3 separate regions of the Mus musculus genome follow, and regions 1 and 3 are each linked to region 2. Evidence: chromatin loops called from intact Hi-C (ENCODE). Cell type or tissue: gastrocnemius. All regions are shown on one strand.

What was found. Hi-C counts contacts between places; a loop is a spot of excess contacts. Peaks named below come from ENCODE experiments on the same cell type or tissue, not always from the same donor. Only the 100,000 strongest peaks of a DNase experiment are listed, where the experiment ranks them.
Region 1: it touches region 2 in a loop (2.5-fold over the local background); 31 of 42 quality-filtered maps call a loop at or near these places.
Region 3: it touches region 2 in a loop (4-fold over the local background); 31 of 42 quality-filtered maps call a loop at or near these places.

The regions. Positions count from the first base shown.
Region 1 is chr6:120,201,450-120,203,949 of GRCm38, reverse strand. B4galnt3 (beta-1,4-N-acetyl-galactosaminyl transferase 3) reads left to right here. Exons shown (of 20, transcript NM_198884.2): 20 at 32-2,500. The coding sequence ends at 140. Among named protein-coding and RNA genes, the nearest start is that of Gm25327, 59 kb to the right of the region's middle. In gastrocnemius, no CTCF peak of the experiment used is centred here; a DNase peak (open chromatin) is centred at 1,416.
Region 2 is chr6:119,488,467-119,490,966 of GRCm38, reverse strand. The region is part of intron 1 of Wnt5b (wingless-type MMTV integration site family, member 5B); the gene reads left to right. Among named protein-coding and RNA genes, the nearest start is that of Fbxl14, 10 kb to the right of the region's middle. In gastrocnemius, a CTCF peak has its summit at 1,040 (motif pointing left); a DNase peak (open chromatin) is centred at 1,030; H3K4me3 peaks cover 877 bases.
Region 3 is chr6:119,923,035-119,925,534 of GRCm38, reverse strand. It overlaps Wnk1 (WNK lysine deficient protein kinase 1), which reads left to right. Exons shown (of 28, transcript NM_001199084.1): 28 at 1-1,566. Among named protein-coding and RNA genes, the nearest start is that of Rad52, 22 kb to the right of the region's middle. In gastrocnemius, a CTCF peak has its summit at 1,136 (motif pointing right); a DNase peak (open chromatin) is centred at 1,130; H3K27ac peaks cover 692 bases.

The sequences.
Region 1 (2,500 bases), 710 kb before region 2:
TTGCTGGCTCACACTGCCCTCTCCCCTCCAGGATTCTCCAAGCAGGCCTGGAAGTGGAGCGGCTCTCCCTCAGGAACTTCTTCCATCACTTCCATTCCAAGCGAGGCATGTGGAACCGTCGCCAAATGAAGATGCCGTGACGCCGGGTGGGCCAGCCGCTTAGAGCTCCTTGACTTGCGGTTGACCTCAGTGCCCTGCTTGCTGCTGAGGAGGGACTCTGAGGACCTGAAGCCTCAGCACTAATTGCCCTCTCCACCGGGAACTGTCCCTTCATGCAGGGATAGGCGAGCGCCAAGGCTCCTCTGCTGCTCACCAAGTTGACAGATGGACAGATGCTGGGCAGTGAGGTCAGGAAGACAACACCTGCTTGCTTAGAATACCATCTTGTCCACTAAGGTGCATTCCCACAGCCCAGTGCTCCTCACAGGGAGTGGTGACTGTGAACCAGAAACTTCAATGGGACAGATTTTATTTGGGGTGGGAGGGGGAATGTGGGTAATTTTTTAACAGAGAATGAAGACTTCTGTCTAGACCCAGCACCGTCTGGGGTCAAGCTGTACGTTGCAGACCTCAGACCCACCCTGAGGTGCTGGTCCCATGCAGAGTACTTCCAGCTCCAGGCCCAGCCCGTGCCTTCTAAACCCACACATCTCTCCTGGTGGCTACTGAACAGCTGGCCTTAACCCAATCGGGCCAGTAACCCAAGTCGGACAGACAGAGAGTTCTCTAGACTGGAAGCCCAACACTGGTGGCATCTTCCTACTGCAGTGGGGTGTCGGGTGGGAATGGGTGGGCAGAGGGCCCATTCTCCCAAGTGTCTGACATACGGGCTGGTGTAAAACCAGCAAGATCAAGCAAGAAGAAGAAATGCCCCTTCTCCTTTGACTCTCCTGCCAGGTAAGACCCGGAGAGAATAGGAAGGCATCACCAAAGGTGACATGAATAGCCTTTCAGTTACTTAAGAGAGACTTGGGGACGGACTCAAGCAACATAGAAAGGCAGGAAGGGAAGGAAATGTGTATACTGCAAGCCTAGTGCCCTTGTGGCCTTGCCCTCCTGCAGAGAGAGCCCAGCCTCCCAGCCCTAAAGAAATAAGGAGGTGAAACCGGGCCCTCAGATAAAGGGCAGGGCAAGGTATGGGACAGACAAGAACAGGGGCAGGAAAAGCTGGAAAATGGCTAAGTTCTGAGAAGAAGCAGCCTGCAACCCCTTCTGTCCACCTGATGGCGCGTACTTAGCTGTACTAATAATCCCGGTCCTCTCTGGCTGGAGACGCTCTGCTGCAGCTGCTTCACCAGTGGTGCATTGAATGCTGGGCATTAATTAAGCTCAGTCTGTGAAGGGGGATGGTGAGGGTCAGGGCACCATCTTTCTGCTGTGAGAAATGGCTGGTGGGTATGCAGCAGGGCCACTTTGCAGAGCGTGACCACTATGCTGTGAATCAAGAGGGCCGCATCTGGAGTTGCAGGACCCACGTGGTGGGCTCTGAGTGCCAGGAGCAGAGCTTGGCACATCCAAGGTGGGGCCCTCTGGGAACCCACCGGGCCTTTCTTTGAAGCTATCCGAAGGGCAGGGCCGTCTGTTTCTGGGCTGCAGCTTTTTCTCCTGCCTGCTCAGGCCCTCTGCCCTTTAGAAAAGGTGCACAGGAAGCAGGCTAAGGCTGCAGCAGAACAGCTGGAGCGCCGGGCTTCTCTCTGAAACCAGAAACTTTGGGCCCTGTGCTCGAAGGCCAGAGCCGGTGGCTGCAGCCCTCCTGTTCTGTCCTAAGGACTAGAATCCCCCTGGGCCTCCCCACCCTGCTTGCCTCCTCCCTCCCAGGTCTAGTGCCTTGTGTCTGACATCTGTTACCTCCTTACCATCTGCCTTAAGAGAGAGGAAAGTGCCGTGGGTGGGGAGAGGGAGGAGGGCATTAAAGTCAGCATCTTAGAAAACAAGCGGCTGTTTCCTTCTTGCCCAATCAAGGTAGGAAAGGGTTGGGTGGAAGAGCCAGGGGTGTTCCTAAGCCATTCATGTCCCTCAGCTGTCTGCTCAAGGACACGCTAAGGACCATCCATCCCCTCCCTTCTGACTTGACTCCTGGTTCAGTGCTTGCCAGCAGAAGGGACATTTTCTGTGCTGTGCTTGGGAAGGGCACAGCAGTGTCCCGAGTCTATTAGTCTCAGCAGCCCAGGTTGTGGTCTCAACTAGAAAGTCCCCCACCCCCGTCCTAGTGAGGAAGACAAGCTAGAACCGTGCAGCTGTAATCCCAGCACTTGGGATGCTAACACAGAAACGTCAGGAGAGCATGTCAGCCTAGGCTAATAGATAAACATAAGAAAATCTTTTCTGTGTGAGTTGAAGATGCCCTACTAAGGCTTCGCAAGTGTGAGTTGGCCTCCCTAGTTATGTTTGACCTAGGCAAAAATTTTTCAAGAATTTATGTATATGGGTGTTTTGCCTGCGTGTCTGTGTGCCACCTGTGTGCCTAGTGCCCAGAGAGGCCAGAAGAGGGCATTAGATT
Region 2 (2,500 bases):
AAGCGCAGCGCATACTAGAGGTCTGTCTTATTCATTCTCTTAACAAAACAAAACAAAACAAAACAAAACAAAACAAAACAAGAGCTCTGTATGTTTGAGCTAATAATCGGGGCTCACCCGGCTCACAGGCTGGTAGAAGTCTTCCCTCCTTTGTCCCATGGCAGTAGCAGCTGCCTCAGACCCACGCTCTGATTCTCTGACCTCAGAGACTCTAAGTGTCAAGAGGACAAGAGCCCATCCTCTACGCCCTCAGCCCACCCCTCACTGCAGCATGTGGAATCTGGCCAGGGTGGCCCCGCGGCTCTGAGTGCATGCTTGTCTTCGGCTGCCTTTCTCTCGTCTACGTTCTGCATTTACACCGTGCAAGAAACCTCACATCCTTCTTAGACCCATCAGGGTCTGGCTTCACGGGCCCCTTTAGATTCTACAAAGACGGCTTCATGTGGGCAGTGAATATACTGCATTCCTTTGATAATTAAAGTGAATTAGAACAAAAATGTAAACTCCCAACTCTTTTTCTATTTTTCTTTCACAGTAACAGGATGCTTAGCTCTATCTTCATGCATGATTGTAAAATTTCTCCCCACTTGCCAAACTTGGCAAACGTAGCACTCCAACAGTTTTCGAGAAGGAGCCTTAAGGAATCAGCTGATACTTTCCCCCAGGCCCACCAAAGCAGAGCTGCTAGAACTCAGGGATCCCCATGAAACAGTAACACCCCAGAGACACGGTGCCAGGAGTCACCTCGCTGGTGCTTTAAAATTCAGTCTTGGGCTGTTGAGATGGCTCAGCAGGTAAAGGTGCTTGCTGTCCAGACTGACTCACAGACACATGCATGCCTACACACGTATACATACCAAAGGGTGAAAAAGGAAAAAAATTTAAAAAGCCAGTCTCAGTGTTTGGAGGAAATAATGTTCCAGTTGTCAACTCTTAGATCCTGGCAGAACTCTTGCGAGTGGGGGAAACATCAAGAGAAAGGATTTGTTAGCCTGGAGGGCTGGGTGGTCTCGCAACGCAGCCACCAAATCATAGACAATGCTGCCACCTACTGACAAGATCCAGAAATTGCAGATCTGGTGGGTAAATTCTGTCTTCTGTCTTCACCAAAGAATAAACTGTGTTGTCTACACTTAATTTTACTGCTTTATATTGAGTCCAAAACCATTTTAATTAAGTAAAAGCAAAGGAAACCACGTTTGTCTGTTTTCTGCCTCTAAATTGTTTGGACACAGCTCAATTTCATTAACAGCAGGAGAGGTAAATCCTGTGTACATGTCCTAAAATGAAGGTAAAATGAAGCGTGTCATGGAACAAGATGTTTTCTGTCCTCCCTCCTTTGTGCGGAGATAGGGTCTTATGTTGCCTGGGCTGGCCTTGAACTCTTTATGCCTCCATAAGTTCTGACTGTAGGCAAGCTTGTAGGGCATTTTAAAATTATTGATTGGAGGGAAGGCCTAGCTCATTGTGGGTTGGGCCATCCCTGGGCTGGTGGTCCTGGGTTCTAAAAGAAAGCAGGCTGCCCAATCCATGAGGAGCAAGCTAGTAAGCAGCACCCCTGCATGGCCTCTGCATCAGCTCCTGCTCCAGACTTCTGCCCTGTTTGGGTTGCTGTCTTGACTTCCTTTTAAGATGAACTGAGATGTGGAAGTGGAAGTCACATAACCCTTGTCCTCCCCAAGGTGCTTTGGTCACGGTGTTTCATCACAGCAATAGCAATCTGAACTAAGACAGCCTAGGCTGAGAGTAGACTCTCAGAGCCCCTCCGTATTTGTCAAGTCACCTGTCTTCTGCAGGAGTAAGTCGTCTCTCCATACCTATAATGCCCAAGGGCTTTGTGTACGCTAAAGCAAGCACTAAGTACTCTACTAAGTACTAGTTAGTAATGTGCCTCCACCTTGTGGGAATGTGCCTGTTGCCTGACTTTAATTAAGCATCTTTATTTCTAGAGCAAACAACGATGCTGTTTGCTGCTGAGCCATGTATGGTATCACTGGTAATGGATTTCTCATCTCATTGGTAATGCATTTCTGTAGTTCCTTCTGTGGTTGTTTGTTTTGAGATGGGGTTCCTCTCTGTAACAGACCTGGCTGTCCTGGAACTCACTTTGTTGACCAGCTTGCACTTGAATTCAGAAATCCACCTGCCTCTGCTTCCTGAGTGCTGGGATTAAAGGTGTGTGCCAACACTGCCCTGATGCATTTCTATAATTCTTATTGGGTCTTTGGACAATCAGACTCTTCTATGTATGGAAAAAATGGGCTAACTTCTGTCCCAGGAGGCCACCTGATTCTCTGTCTATTGCCTCTGACATACGGTGGCAGAAGAGGTGTGTCAGGTGGGCTGACCTCAGCAGAGTGGAAAGGCCATTCGCCTTTCTCGTCCAGGCTCTGCAAACCTGACTACCTTCTCTGTTCCCAGCAGTGGCCAGCTGTGAGCCTGGTAAGGCACAGGGATGGAACAGACCGCCCACCTCAACAGTTTGTGTTCCCAAATGAAA
Region 3 (2,500 bases), 430 kb before region 2:
AATACTTCTGTTCTCCCAGTATTGCTTGCTGGATATTTTAGTGCCTTGGACTTCTATTGCTTCTGCTGTTAGCATCAACTTACCAGACCCCAGGTCACCAAAGGGTATGTGGAAAGAAATCTTAGGTCCACATGACCCCAGCAGTGGATATGCCAAAGGGAAAATGAAAGTGTTTTTGGTTTTGGTTTGGTTTATTATTTTGTTTTGTTTTGTTTTGTTTTCTCAGTCGTTTCAATTTTGCCTAGAGCAGGTGTAAGGTGAGCACAGTGAAGTTGGCATCAGTGGTTGAAAACAAAGTTCTGTTTCAGAAAGAATGAGGAGGGTTGTGAGCTGTGTGTGAAAGATAAGGACTGAAGATGTGGGGACAAGCTTGTTTGAAGTGATGCTTGGCCAGTGAACAAACGAGATCTAGAAGAGATTAAACAAAAAGAGGGGAGTGGGCTAGATTTTAAGTTGGGAAGGATGACAGTGCCAAGTCACAGATGGAAAATGTTGCTCTAAGGAAACCTGCTCGGTTGCCCCCACCTCTTGTTGCACAAGTACCACCACACTTTCTCTGCTTTAAGTACTGTATTGTGGGAATTCAACCCACTTCTAACTTTCTAAGCATTGTAGGAAAAAGTGCTTATTTCCTTTCCTAGCTGTCCAAATGGTTGCACAGTCAGAATCTATTGTGCTGCCTGTACTTCTATATTAGAGCTAATACTCTCACATTTTCATACCCATATCCCCAAATAACAGCAACCAACCAGTATTATCTGATTTTCTGGCAATAGGGACCTAATTGGCTGTTTGGGATCTGAATATTCTGGAAAAGTGGAAAAAGTAGAACTCATTTCTTGGGTGCTTCCTCCTTCACCTTGAGTTGGGAACTGACACATTTCCAACTTTATGACACATCCCAGGAGTTGCCACACTAGCAAGGCTTCTTCCTGTAAGAGTCTTGTTCTTTTTAAGTTGGTCGAGGCCCAAAGATACAAGTGAGAGCTGAAAGTTTCAGGAGAGGGAAGTGTAATGAGCAGGGCTTTTGTTTCAGGTCGTGCTACCAAAGTGTTGACTCATTTATTCCTTTTGGGAGCGGTAAGAGGTACTGTGGGAGTGAAGCAGGTTACAGGATGACTGAGTGCTTCATACCAGCAGTAGAGGGAGCCAAATGCAGCATGTGGTGTTTGGTTTAGTCATTCTGAGTGAGGTCTGTTCCCCCTTCACAGAGGTTTACTTACTGTTGGTTTCCCCCTCCTGTGGATGAAATAACTGAAGCCTAGAGAAACGAGCTAGTGCTACTGAACTGTTTAAATTATTTTTGTGTTAATAGTACACTTTGAGTATCTTTCCACATTTAAAAAGAACTTTCCGAATTATAAATGTTTTCCTTACGTTATTTAACAATGTACACTGTTTAAAACTGAATTCAAACCTTGGGGTTTCTCAGCAGCCGTTACCTGTACATTTGCACTAACTCCGGGGGCTGCGCTTCTGTAAGATTGCGCTTTGTGCTTCAGTTTGTTACCTTTGTAGACTTATTTAATGAAACCATTCAAATAAACCAAACTTGCTTTTGTTGAACTGTGGGTTGTTCTTTCTGACAAACAAAAAACCCTTTTGTCCTCACTGGCCCTACCATTTATAACTAAAATCGTGCTGTTAAGGGTGAAAGTGGCACTTCTCCAAGGAGTCTGTTGCTAGTCCTCAGGAAAAGGCAAAGCAACAGCTGTTAGATGGCAGGGAAATTATTGCAAACTGCTGTCAGTCAACAGCGTCTGACATAGGTCTCAGTTTCTCACCAACAGATCTTGTCCCTGCTTCAAGACTAGGCACAGGGGCTAGAGGCACTTCTTTCTCACCAAGCCTGTGCCTGGTCCCAGGGACTCACCAATTCCCTCATAGCATAACCCTAAATTCAGCTTAAGTAGAATTGGAAGTTCATTGTTCCTTTGAAAAGAATCATGAAACTTTGGGTGTGGTATAGTTAAAGAACAGTTACTTCCTTAAAACACCTATTCCTAGGGAGACAGCTAAGTAGTTTCTCATCCAAATATCCTGAGTTCAATTCCCAGAAACCATATGGATCATGATTCCACCCTTCTTCTTTTGTTTTGTTTTTTCGAAACAGGGTTTCTCTGTGTAGCCAATTCCACCCTTCTTTAAGTGAGAAATTATGGCTTCCCAACAACCCATGGCTTTTCACTCAAAGGCTCTTCAGCCAGAGAAAACAATTCTTTAAAATGGTGCACTATTCATGTAGTATGATAAGAATCTTACCCTAACTATGCCTTTGCCAAGTACAGCCATGCAAGAAGCCTAAACTACCAGTAATCTCAATTGTAAGTTACACCAATTCTGCCAGTGTCAGTGTTCAAACATTACTTGATGGCTCAAAAAAACACTAACAGCAGAACTAATAGGAGCCAGGTGTGATGGTGCACACCTTTAATCCCAGCACTCAGGAGGGAGAGGACAGGTTCAAGGCAGCTTGGTCTAAAAAGCAAGTTCCAGGACT